Linked DNA regions of Homo sapiens: all the other regions are linked to region 1. Evidence: read pairs that join two places in POLR2A ChIA-PET (ENCODE). Cell type or tissue: HepG2. All regions are shown on one strand. Region 1 overlaps LITAF (lipopolysaccharide induced TNF factor). Region 2 has its middle 38 kb from the start of SNN. Region 3 holds the start of PRM1 (protamine 1).

Region 1 (4,000 bases):
AGAAAGTCTCCTCTGCAAACCTGTCTCTGCCCTCCCCAGGCCTCCATCCTGGGTCCTTCCCGCCTCTGGGTAAAGGTGATGTCATCACAGCCCTTTGTGTTCCTGCCCAGCACCTGGCCCTGGGACCTTCCCTGTTTGCAGAGTGATTAAAGCTTCTAATTATTTCTATTTGGTAAGAAGACGTTCCCTTTACCACTCCCACTATATCAACCCCAAAATTTGCACTAACAACATCCTATTTGTCAATATAAAGTTTTTTTTTTCTCTTTTTTGAGACAGAGTCTCATTCTGTGGCCCAGGCTGGAATGCAGTGGCGTGACCTTGGCTCACTGCAACCTCTGCCTCCCAGGTTCAAGCGATTCTCCTGCCTCAGCCTCCCAAATAGCTGGGATTACAGGTGCATGCCACCACGCTCAGCTCATTTTTTTATTTTTAGTAGAGACAGGGTTTCACCATGTTGGCCAGGCTGGTCTCGAACTCCTGACCTCAAGTGATCCGCCCACCTCGGCCTCCCAAAGTGCTGGCATTACAGGCGTGAGCCACTGCACCCGGCCTAAAGTTCTTTTTTTTTCATGTTGCACTATGATCCAGTTTTCCTCCAGGGGGTTCTAAACACCAATGGTGGACAAAGGATTGAGAGATGTGGACCCTCCCTTGCCGGCCTTATGGGACCCATATAGGGAGGCAAAGTCAACCAACAGGGGCAGATGTGGGAGAGATATGAAGGGGAGACTGGGTATAGTTTCTTTTTTTGTTTTGGGAGGGGTACGGTTCCTAGGAGCGAGTGGAGGATCTGGGGACAAGGGCAAGGGGGCAGATCTGGGTACAGCGGGGACAGACACCCAGAAGCCATGTACCTGTGTCCCGTGGGGCAGGTGAGTAGTGCGGGGCCAGGAAAGTGAGGTCGTGTTACAGGAGCCTTCACATCACAAGGTGGGCACCAGCGCCTGGGTTTATGGGGGACCCCACCAAAGGGGCTTCTATTTCAAAAACCAGCAGTCCAAGAACAACTTGAAAACCCCCAGGGGGATTCAACTCCTGCCAAGAAGGAGAGTTCAGAGTCTAAAAATAAGCTTCAAAACCGAGAATACCAAGAGAACCACCCACCGCAGAAGCCATCCCAACAACTCGCGGTCAGCGTAAACACACATCAAAGGTCTCACGGCCCACGGCCAAGGGTGTCTTCTCCCGAGAACACAAAAAACCAAGTTGAAACACAGCAGAAACCCCAGTCTCCATAGCTTCTGGTGTTGCTTCATTCTGACCCACAGCCTCTGTAAACATTCCCCCGAAAAAAGTATCTTAACCTTTTTCTTTTCTTTTTTCTTTCTTAAACTGAACTTTGTTTTACAATCGGGGTCTCGCTGTGTTGCCAAGGCTGCAGTGCAGTGGCGCAATCATAGCTTACTACAGCCTTGAACTCCTGGGTTCGAGTGATCCTCCCACTTCAGCCTCTCGACCAGCTGGGACTCCAGGCACATGCCACCATGATTAGCTAGTTTTTTTAATTTTTAATTTTTTGTAGAGACGGGGTCTCACTATGTTGCCCAGGCTGGCCTCAAGTGATCCTCCCAAAGCGTTGGGATTACAGGCATAAGCCACTGCACTCAGCCTTAATCTTTTTCTAAAATCGATCCCAGCTGGGCACGGTGGCTCATGCCTGTAATCCCAGTGCTTTGGGAGGCCGAGGCGGGTGAATCACTTGAGGTCAGGAGTTCGAGACCAGCCTGGCCAACATGGTGAAACCCCATCTCTACTAAAAATCCAAAAATTAGCTGGGCAAGGTGGTGCATGCCTGTAGTCCCAGTTACTCCAGAGGCTAAGGCATGAGAATTGCTTGAACCTGGGAGGTGGAGGTTGCAGTGAGCTGAGATCGCACCACTGCACTCCAGCCTAGGCAACAGAGCAAGACACTGTCTCAAAATAAATAAATAAGTAAATAAATAAATAAATTCCCATATTCCCCTCTCCTTTCTTACAATCTGCAAAAAAAAAAAAAAAAAAAAAGAGAGAGAGAAAGAGAAAAAGAGAAAGGAAAGGAAAAATGCTTGTGTCCACATCTGTGGTTCTACACGGTCCCAGGCTGCCAACAGTCCAACATGGGGCTGATGGCGGCTCCATCCCACCAACACAATTTGCTACTTCAAAGCCTCTGAGGACTTGGACACCAGCAGAACCCAGCGTGCAAGGACTCTGTGTAAAGTAAGAGTTCATAGTTGCCGTGGGCGCCTCCTCTGAGTGAGGTAAACAGGCTTGGGCATCTGCTTTGATGATAAATATATACCTTATTTGGGAGTCTTCTATTTGCTTACTTCCTTTGTTCTGGCCAAATTCCAGATGACTGCAGGTAGTCCAACTGTCTGTCTTTGAAAATTCCAGAAAACAGCAATCTTGCCTTTAGCAAGACTTACGGATAATGTGGGAACAGGGTGGTGGTGGACATTGCCTGTCAAGCGCTTTTCATGCCTGTTTCACATCCCCTGGCTGACACCACATGATCTAGCCCTTGATGACATATGTCTTCCTCCTGCATCCTAATTGCTTCCTGTCTGCAAGTTAGCTTCTATTAATATTTCCCTAACTGGACCATATTACGTTACTCTCTGCCCACCCCAGGGGAAGGGATGTGATCTATATTTCCCCACGAGGGCTTGAGAAAGCCAAGTGCATCTGACATCCTTGCACAGCTGAGGTCTCCTGTGCCCATATGGCACATCTATCCCATCTATGACAGGGTATCTATGGCATCAGCTCATTAGAAGTGTCTATTTTTTTTTTTTTTTTTTTGAGACGGAGTCTCCCTCTGTTGCCCAGGCTGGAGTGCAGTGGCACAATCTCGGCTCACTGCAAGCTCCACCTTCCAGGTTCAAGCAATTGTCCTGCCTCAGCCTCCCGAGTAGCCGAGATTACAGGCACCCACCACCACGCCCGGCTAGTTTTTGTACTTTTAGTAGAGATGAGGTTTCACCATGCTGGCCAGGTTGGTCTCGAACTCATGACCTCAAGTGATCTACCCACCTCAGCCTCCCGAAGTGCTGGGATTACAGGTGTAAGCCACCACACCTGGCCAGAAGTGTCTATTTTTTAAACAAGAAAAGACAAATCTTCCTCACTGACAAATTCCAAATAGTATGAGTAGATACTCCCTCTCCAGGGGATGCACTTTTATTTTATTTTCTTTTTTTGAGACAGGGTCTCACTCTGTCACCCAGGCTGGAGTGCAGTGGCACCATTGGCACCATCATAGCTTACTATGGCCTCAGCCTCCTGGGCTCAAGCGATCCTCCTCCCTCAGCCTCTCGAGTAGTTGTGACTGCAGGTGTGCATCAACAAGCCCAGCTAATTTTCTATTTTTTGTAGAGATGGGGTCTTGCTCATTCCACTATTTCCAGGCTGGCATGCAATGGCTTGATCGTAACTCACTGCAGCCTTCAACTCCTGGGCTCAAATGATCCTCCCACCTCAGCCTCCTGAGTAGCTGGGGCTACAGGTGTGCACCACCACACTCAGCGATTTTTTTTTAACTTTCCATAGAGATGGGGGTCTCAATATGTTGCTCAGGCCGGTCTTAAACTCGTGGGTTCAAGTAATCCACCCGCCTCAGCCTCCAAAACTGCTGGGATTATAGGCATGAGCCATGGCACCTCGTAGGAGGTGGAATTTAATCTCTCCCTTTCCTCTCCTGTGTGTGGGCTGGACTCCTTGACTCTCTTTCAAAGAACAGAGTCGCCAGGCGTGGTGGCTCATGCCTGTAATCCCGGCACTTTGGGAGGCCAAGGCGGGTGGATCACCTGAGGTCGGGAGTTCGAGACCAGCCTGGCCAACATGGGGAAACATGTCTATATACAGGCACATGCCTGTAATCCCAGCTACTCAGGAGGCTGAGGCAGGAGAATTGCTTGAACCCAGGAGGCAGAGGTTGCAGCGAGCCAAGATCGCACCATTGCACTGTAGCCTGGGCAACAAGAGCAAAACTCCATCTATGAAAAGGGAAAGACAG
Region 2 (4,000 bases), 54 kb after region 1:
TCCTCCTGCCTCAGCATTCCTAGTAGCTGGGATTTCAGGCGCACACCACCATGCCCAGCTAATTTTTGTATTTTAGTAGAGATGGAGTTTCGCCATATTGGCCAGGCTGGTCTCGAACTCCTGACCTCAAGTGATCTGCCCGCCTTGGCCTCCCAAAGTGCTGGGATTATAGGCGTGAGCCATTGCTCCCAGCCTATTTTAGTTTTTTTAGAGACTGGCATCTCACTATGTTGCCCAGGCTGGCCTTGAACTCCTGGCCTCAAGTAATCCTCCCGCCTCGCCCTTCCGAAGTGCTGGGATTACAGGCATAAGCCACGGCACTCAGGCTTGCCCCCTCTTACCAAGTGCTGGGATGGCACCCAGGACCTCAGCAGCAAAGGGAGCCTAACAGGCATCAGATGAGGAAGGCTCAGAAGGCTGAGCGCAGGGAAGGAGCCTCTGTCCGCAGGACACCGAGGACTTTGGGGAAGGCACTCAGCCGGGAAGTCAGACATGACCTCATCCTAGTTGAGGTTCCGTAGAAGCAGAGCCTGTGATGGAGATGTGGGTGCATGTGGTTTTCTAGAAGTGAGGGTTCTCAGAAGAGGGGAGTAAGGAGACAAGGTGCAGGAGGAAGAACAGCAGACAGGTCCCAGCTGGAGGCCTGATCCCAAGGCAGGCCTGAAGTAAGAGTTTTCTGAGTCAGTCCCACCAGGAGGCAAGGGGGCCCTGCTGAGGACCTGTCCTCGGCCAGTCGGTCCTTCTGGGGTCCCTCTGGGCTGCCAAGAAGGGTGGGTGAGGGGTGGGAAACACAGCTGTGAGCAGTCAGCGGCCACACTCGAAGCAGCCGGCTCCTTCCTTCCTCTTCTTGGCTGCACACCTGCTTTTGGGGAAGGAGCTCATGGACTGGTTGCAGCTGGGGTGGGAAGAATTAAACAGACACTGCTGAGCTCAGTGCTTGAGGGCCCAGGGCTTCGGAGGCAGAGGCAGCCAGTTTCGAATCATGATTCTGGGTTGACTCAAGTCTCCAGCGTGGAGCTCCAGGGGCGCGCAGCTCATGGAGTGCGGTACGGATTAACAAGGCCATGTGGTAGGCGCTCTTCCCCCCACAGCCTGGCGCATGGCAAGTGCTCAACAAATCATGGCTCTGCAAACATCTCCAAGTGTCACAGGCCTGGCTGCTACGGTGGGAGATTTAACATCAGTCGCCAGGTGTTGGGGAGGGAAGAGAAGGAGTTCGGGTGCCTTCCTGGACTCATTCCAGCACCCACAGGTGCTCAGCGCACTTCTATCTGGGTCAGGTTTTGCTCCTTCTCATCAAGTGCAAGGCGGGCACACAGGACCCCGGAAGAACGGAGGTCATGGGAGTCCAGATAGGAACCAGACCCCTGGCGTTGGGGGGGCTCCAAACCTCTGTGTTTGGGAGTCCTGGCTTCCCCAACTTCCCCTCCTAGCCTCAGCCCCTATGGATGGAAAAGTACCCCCAGCTGGCATGACTGATCGATTGGTTTGGGGCACAAAGCTGGGTCCTCTCTGAGGAGCAACTTGGCAGGAGGTGCCCGCAGTCTGGCCTTGGCCACAGTGCTACTTTGAAACTGCTTTAAACTCGCCAATGATGTCCTAAAGCCCTGATGACAAATCCCAGCCTCCCGCAGGCCCTGCTCTGGCGGGGACACCTCTTGGGCCTCATTGCAAACCACACAACCCTCCTCCTGTGCCCCGCCTGCTCCAGGCACACAGGAGTCCCTGTTGCTCCACAGCTTCAGGTCTCTCTGGCGGCAGTGCCTTCCCCTACCTGCCCCTGGCCAACTTTTTTTTTTTTTTTTTTTTGGTGGTGAGACAGGGTCTCATTCTGTCACCTAGGCTGGAGTGCAGTGGTGAGATCAAAGCTCACTGCAGCCTCAAACTCCTGGGCTCAAACAATCCTCCCACCTCAGCTTCCTAGATAGCTGGGACTACAGGCACCCACCACCACGTCCAGATAATGTTTTTATTTTATTTTTTTTCTAGAGACAGGGGTCGGGGTGGTCTCACTATGTTGGCCAGGCTGGTCTTGAACTCCTGGCCTCAAAATGATCCTCCCGCCTCAGCCTCCCAAAGTGCTAAGATCACAGGCATGGGCCACGGTGCCCGGCCTGCCATTACCTTTGATGCATGGACAAGAGGTAGCCTCCCATGCATAGCAGTAGCCACGATAACAGCAGTCATTTCTGTTTGCACCCAACTCATCTAAGCACTGTCTGCTTATTTTTGATATTATTTTCCCTGTTTACATTTGCAGAAACCGAGGCTTAACAAGGTTAAAGTCACCTGCCCATAGCGTGTGGTGGACTTGGGATTTGGACTCAGGGCTGCAGAAAATAAATAACCAGGTCGCCATGGGGTAAGTGCACTGCAGGAGAAGCTGCTTACAAGTGAGCTATCGGTGTCCTGTGGCTGCAATTATCACATCACCACAAACTGAGGCGCTTAAAACAGCAATGTATTCTCTGTTCTAGAGTCTAAAAGCTTGAAATCAAAATGTCATCAGGACCACCTCCCCCTGGAGGATCTAGGGAGGGTCCTCTCTTGCTTCTTTCAGCTTCTGGTGGCTCCAGGCATCCCGGGGCTGGGGGCTGCAACACTCTGCACATGGCTTTTTGTTGTTGTTGTTGAGACAGGGTCTCACTCTGTTGCCCAGGCTGGAGTGCAGTGGCGTGAACATAGCTCACTACAGCCACAACCTCCCGAGCTTAGGTGATCCTCAGCCTTCTAAGTAGCCAGGACTACAGGCACATGCCACACAGCTGGCTAAGTTTTTCATATTTTTGGTAGAGACAGGGTTTCACTACGTTGCCCAGTCTGGTCGCGAATTCCTGGGCTCAAAGGATTCACCCTCCTCAACCTCCCAAAGTGCTGGGATTACAGGCGTGAGCCATGGTGCCCAGTCACCACACGGACGCCTTCTCTCCGGTGTCTGTGGCTTCAAGCTCCATGTCTTGCTTACACAGACACCCGTCATTGGGTTTAGAACCCACCCTAAATCCAGGATGATCTCATCTCGAGATTCTTAACTTGATGACATCTGCAAAGACCCTATTTTCTTTTCTTTTCTTTTTTTTTTTTTTTGAGACGGAGTCTTGCTCTGTCTACAGGCTGGAGTGCAACAGCACAATCTCAGCTCACTGCAATCTCTGCCTCCCTGCAATCTCTGCCTCCCTGCTTCAAGCTATTCTCCTGCCTCAGCCTCCTGAGTAGCTGGGATTACAGGTGTGCGCCACCACGCCCGGCTAATTTTTTTGTCTTTTTAGTAGAGACGGGGTTTCACCGTGTTAACCAGGATGGTCTTGATCTCCTGACCTCGTGATCCACCCGCCTCGGCCTCCCAAAGTGCTGGGATTACAGGCGTGAGCCACTGCGCCCGGCCTCGCAAAGAACCTATTTTCAAATCAGGTCACCTTCACAAGTGCTGGGAGTTACGTCGTGGACGTGTCTTTCGGGGAGGGGTCATTATCAAGTAACTACAGCTGCCGTGGGGAACAGGATTAGGCAATCCGCTGGCCCCTCCCCACATGGACTGAGAAAGGTGAGGACGACTGGCTCAACCCTGGAGAGAAGGTGAAGGAGGCACCGAGATGACAGAGACAGGGAGAGGGACAGAGACAGGGAGAGGGACAGAGAGGGCTACTATGCTCCACTGTCTGCTGGAAACCCTGTTGACAAAGGAGGAAGCAACCCAGGGAAGCTCCCGCAGGTCCCAGCTCAGAACTAACAGCTACCCCTGACTCTGCGGGCCCAGAGCAGATCACTGCCAGCCGGCCCCTGTGGGCTCTTTGGCCTGCGCTCCCTGGCACGTGGGATCCCTTGGCCCCATCTGGAGGAAGCCCCACCGAGCCAGAGCCAGGGGAAGAACTGATGGCTGGACCCCAGGCCCAAGGCAGATGCCACCCAGGCCCTTCTTTCGGTTCTGCAAATGCCACTGGCTCTGCTGGCTCTGAGCGCAGAGTCCAGCCCCCATGCACATGACTATGTGGTGCCCTCA
Region 3 (4,000 bases), 300 kb before region 1:
TGATGGGTGATATTGCCATGCCCTTGGTGTTTCTATGCTGCCTCTCTTTAGGGATAAGAAGGTCCTTTATGATGGCCCTCAAGCTCTTCGAGGGCGCGTGTTAAAAATATGAATGCTGAGGCCTTACCCTACGTCCCGCTAAGTCAAATCTCCATGGCCAAAGCTTGCAGATGAAAATAAGAAGGGGCGGGGCAGGGCTCGGTGGCTCACACCTGTAATCGTAGCACTTTGGGAGGCTGAGGCGGGTGGATCACCTGAGGTCAGAAGTTCAAGACCAGCCTAGTCAACATGGTGAAACCCTGTCTCTACTAAATATACAAAAATTAGCCGGGAGTGGTGGCGGGCGCCTGTAATCCCAGCTACTCAGGAGGCTGAGGCAGGAGAATTGCTTGAACCCAGGAGGCAGAGGTTGCAGTGAGCTGAGATGGCACCATTGCGCTCCAGCCTCGGCAACAAGGGCGAAACTTCGTCTAAAAAAATAAAATAAAATAAAATAAACATAGGAAGGGGCTGGGTGTGGTGGCTCACACCTGTAATCCCAGCACTTTGAGAGGCCGAGGTGGGAAGATCACTTGAGCCCAGGAGTTTGAGACCACCCTGGGCAACATAGTGAGGGCTCTGTCTACAAAAAATAAAAAAAATAGCCTGGGTCCATGGTGGCATGTGCCTGTAGTTCCTGCTACTCAGGAGGCTGAGATGGGAGGATTGCTTGAGCACAGATCAAGGCTGCAGTGAGCCACGTTCACACCACTGCACTCCAGCCTGGGTGACAGAGCAAGACCCTTATCTCAAAAAAAAAAAAAAAAAAGGCACACCCAGGGGTCTGCCTGTCCAGCCAAGCTGCTATCATGATCCGAGTGTGTTATGGGGAGTCATTGCTAAAGTGATCAGGGTCATGGTAGTGCCAGGGCTAGCACTGAACTCTCATGTGCTCACTTGAAAGAACATGGTTGTTGATACCCACCGTAGGTGAGTGCAGTGGCTCATGCCTGTAATCACAGCACTCTGGGAGGCCAAGGCAGGAGAATCGCTTGAGCCCAGGAGTTTGAGACCAGCCTGGGCAACATAGTGAGACCTCGTCTCTACAAAAAAATTAGAAAAATTAGCCAGGCAAGGTGGTGCATGTCTGTGGTCCCAGCTACTCAGGAGTCCAGGAGGCTGAGGTAAGGAAATCACTTGAGCTCAGGAGATTGAGGCTGCAGTGAACTGTGTTTGCGCTACTGCACTCTATTCTAGCCTGGGTGACAGAAAGAGACCTTGTCTCAAAAAAAAAAAAAAAAGGAAGTGATGTATGCAGAATACCAGGCACACAGTTGGTGTCCCATAAACAGAAGTCATACTGTGACATTTCTGAGGTGCTTGGTGGGCCCTGTCACTTCAGGGAACTGGGTCTCAGAGCCTCTGGTCTCTGCCAAAATGCTCTGGGTTTGCTCTACCATCAGGAAATGACTGTGACCCAGGGCCTGTGTCAAGGAATCGGAGAGGTGGGCTTTCTTAGGCTGTGGGTGAGCCAAGGAGACCAGTGCCCAGCAGGACTTCTTATGTCCTTCCCCAGATCTCACTGGGGTCTTAAACTCTTGCCTTAGAAATTTTAGTATAGGTGGTATATCAAGCAGCTTGAGTGTGGACTTAGATCCGACCAGATGGACAAGTTAACCTTTGTTTCTTCGGTGGACATAACGTTGTGAAACCGTGCCCCAAAGAGTAAAGAAACCGGTGGTTAACAAAAATGTTTGAGTTTACAGGATGGCAGATAAGAGACTTCCTTAATGGTGCTTGATTAAATGTGAAAAGTTCAGCTCCACTGCTACCTGGACAAGTTATCTCTGTACCCAAATGGGGATGAAAACTTCTGGCACAGAGTGAGGAATAAGCAGTTTTGAATTTAATTTTCCTGATGGTGACTGGCTTAATCTATTTAAGTTATAACCTAAGAGTTCCTTTGTTGAAGAGTGGAAATTTCAGCTTTGGGCTGAAATAAACCCGGGTGGGCAGCTAGGGGACAGGTCAGATGGGATGAGCTGGTTCAATCTTGAGCTCCAGCTGGTAAATGTTTAACTGGCTTTGGGGTTCCTGGGATGGAGGGAACCCAGATTTGTAGCATTTGCTGATTTCTGTAAATACTCCATGGTCCATTTCAAGCTGCCAAGATGAGGTCACCAAGCAGAGTGGGGAAATGTACACAGTGGGTCCTCAAACTCGAGAGACCTGGATAGAGCACCCCACTGGGTAGGGATCTGTTAAGAGGGTTTAGGAGGCAGGTTCTGGTTGTGACTTGGGGAGACTGGTTCTTGTTGTATCTTAGGGAGGCAGGTTTGGGTTGTGACTTGTTGGTACTACTAAGAGTTTGGAACAATGGCCAGGTGCAGTGGCTCATGCCTGTAATCCCAGCACTTTGGGAGGCCGAGGCAGGTGAATCATGAGGTCAGGAGATCGAGACCATCCTGGCTAACACAGTGAAACCCCGTCTCTACTAAAAATACAAAAAATTAGCCAGGTGTGGTGGCGGGCACCTGTAGTCCCAGCTACTCGGGAGGCTGAGGCAGGAGAATGGAGTGAACCTGGGAGGCGGAGCTTGCAGTGAGCCAAGATCGCGCCACTGCACTCCATCCTGGGCGACGGAGCGAGACTCTGTCTCAAAAAAAAAAAAAAGTTTGGAACAAAACCCAGCGTGACAACTGTCTTTCATGTCCCCCCCACCGACATCTTTCTCCCGTTGCATGCCCAGGCCCTCTCCCCCTCTGCTCATCCCCGAGCCCTCCTCCCCACTGAGCCTCCCCTCTCAAGAACAAGGAGAGAAGAGTGGGATGACTTTTCAACATTTATTGACAGGCGGCATTGTTCCTTAGCAGGCTCCTGATTTTTATTGGATGGTGGCATTTTCAAGATGTGGCAAGAGGATCTTGAAGTCTGGTAACATTCTCAGGCAGGAGTTTGGTGGATGTGCTATTTTGTGCAATTAGTGTCTTCTACATCGCGGTCTGTACCTGGGGCGGCAGCACCCTGGTGAGACCAAGAAAAGTGGTGAGAGGAAGGCTGGGCCCTGAGAGCTCCCAGCCTCAGCCCCAGCCCACCCTCAGCTGGGCCCACTTACTCATGGCTCTCCTCCGTGTCTGGCAGCTCCGCCTCCTTCGTCTGCGACTTCTTTGTCTCTGGCGGTAATATCTGCTCCGGCTCTGGCTGCGACAGCATCTGTACCTGGCCATGGTGCAGGATGGGCTTGGCCTGAATGCTCAGAGCAGGGCACCACCTTGGCTGAGCCAGCCAACCTGTGAGCAGGTGGAACTCTGTGGGCTGTGAGTCAGGGGCCAGCTCTGCGGCCTGTTATAGATGCCAGGGGGCCGTTGGTCATTGTGAGGGCAAAGGGGCTGGGACCTCACAAACCATGGCCAGGTGGCCTGCATCATGTCCATATATGGGCATTTGAGAGGCGGGCAGGCCCCCGAGTGTAGGGGCTGCCTATGTCACAGCTGGGGCGATACAAGATGACTCCTCCGTGGGAGCAATCATCTAGTTATTCAATTAACAAAATATTACTGTTAATATTTTGGCCTGTTCCATGCCGGATTTTGGCCTAGGCCCTGGTATATAGTGATAAACAAGACAGACATGCCCTTGTTAAGAAGTATTATTATTATTATTTTATTTTTTTAATTACTTATGTATTTTGTTTATTTTTTTGAGACAGAGTCTCATTCTGTCACCCAGGCTGGAGTGCAGTAGCACAATCTTGGCTCACTGCAACCTCTGCCTCCTGGGTTCAAGCAAACCTCTGGCCGCAGCCTCCCGAGTAGTTGGGACTACAGACATGCACCACCACACTCAACTAATTTTTGTATTTTTAGTAGAGATGGGGTTTCGCCATGTTGGCCAGGCTTGGTCTCGAACTCCTGACCTCAAGTGATCTGCCCGTCTCAGCCTCCCAAAGTGCTGGAATTACAGGCATGAGCCACCGTGCCTGGCCATTATTATTATTTGTAGAGACGGGCTTTCCCTATGT

What was found. ChIA-PET counts read pairs that join two places held together with the same protein. Peaks named below come from ENCODE experiments on the same cell type or tissue, not always from the same donor. Only the 100,000 strongest peaks of a DNase experiment are listed, where the experiment ranks them.
Region 2: POLR2A ChIA-PET joins it to region 1 with 5 read pairs; 28 of 35 experiments call an interaction of 5 or more read pairs at or near these places.
Region 3: POLR2A ChIA-PET joins it to region 1 with 5 read pairs; 1 of 35 experiments calls an interaction of 5 or more read pairs at or near these places.

Annotation. Positions count from the first base shown.
Region 1 is chr16:11,574,549-11,578,548 of GRCh38, forward strand. The region is part of intron 1 of LITAF (lipopolysaccharide induced TNF factor); the gene reads right to left. Among named protein-coding and RNA genes, the nearest start is that of LITAF, 10 kb to the right of the region's middle. RefSeq lists a silencer at 1-259. In HepG2, no CTCF peak of the experiment used is centred here; DNase peaks (open chromatin) are centred at 133, 639, 1,293 and 2,293; H3K4me3 peaks cover 1,042 bases.
Region 2 is chr16:11,628,782-11,632,781 of GRCh38, forward strand. It overlaps a transcript of LITAF not described here. Among named protein-coding and RNA genes, the nearest start is that of SNN, 38 kb to the right of the region's middle. In HepG2, no CTCF peak of the experiment used is centred here; DNase peaks (open chromatin) are centred at 1,700 and 2,354; H3K4me3 peaks cover 522 bases.
Region 3 is chr16:11,278,033-11,282,032 of GRCh38, forward strand. It overlaps PRM1 (protamine 1), which reads right to left and starts at 3,298. Exons shown (of 2, transcript NM_002761.3): 1 at 3,095-3,298; 2 at 2,809-3,003. The coding sequence starts at 3,206. The coding sequence ends at 2,960. The region is part of intron 1 of LOC105371082 (a long non-coding RNA gene); the gene reads left to right. In HepG2, no CTCF peak of the experiment used is centred here; DNase peaks (open chromatin) are centred at 1,299, 1,689 and 2,089; H3K4me3 peaks cover 553 bases.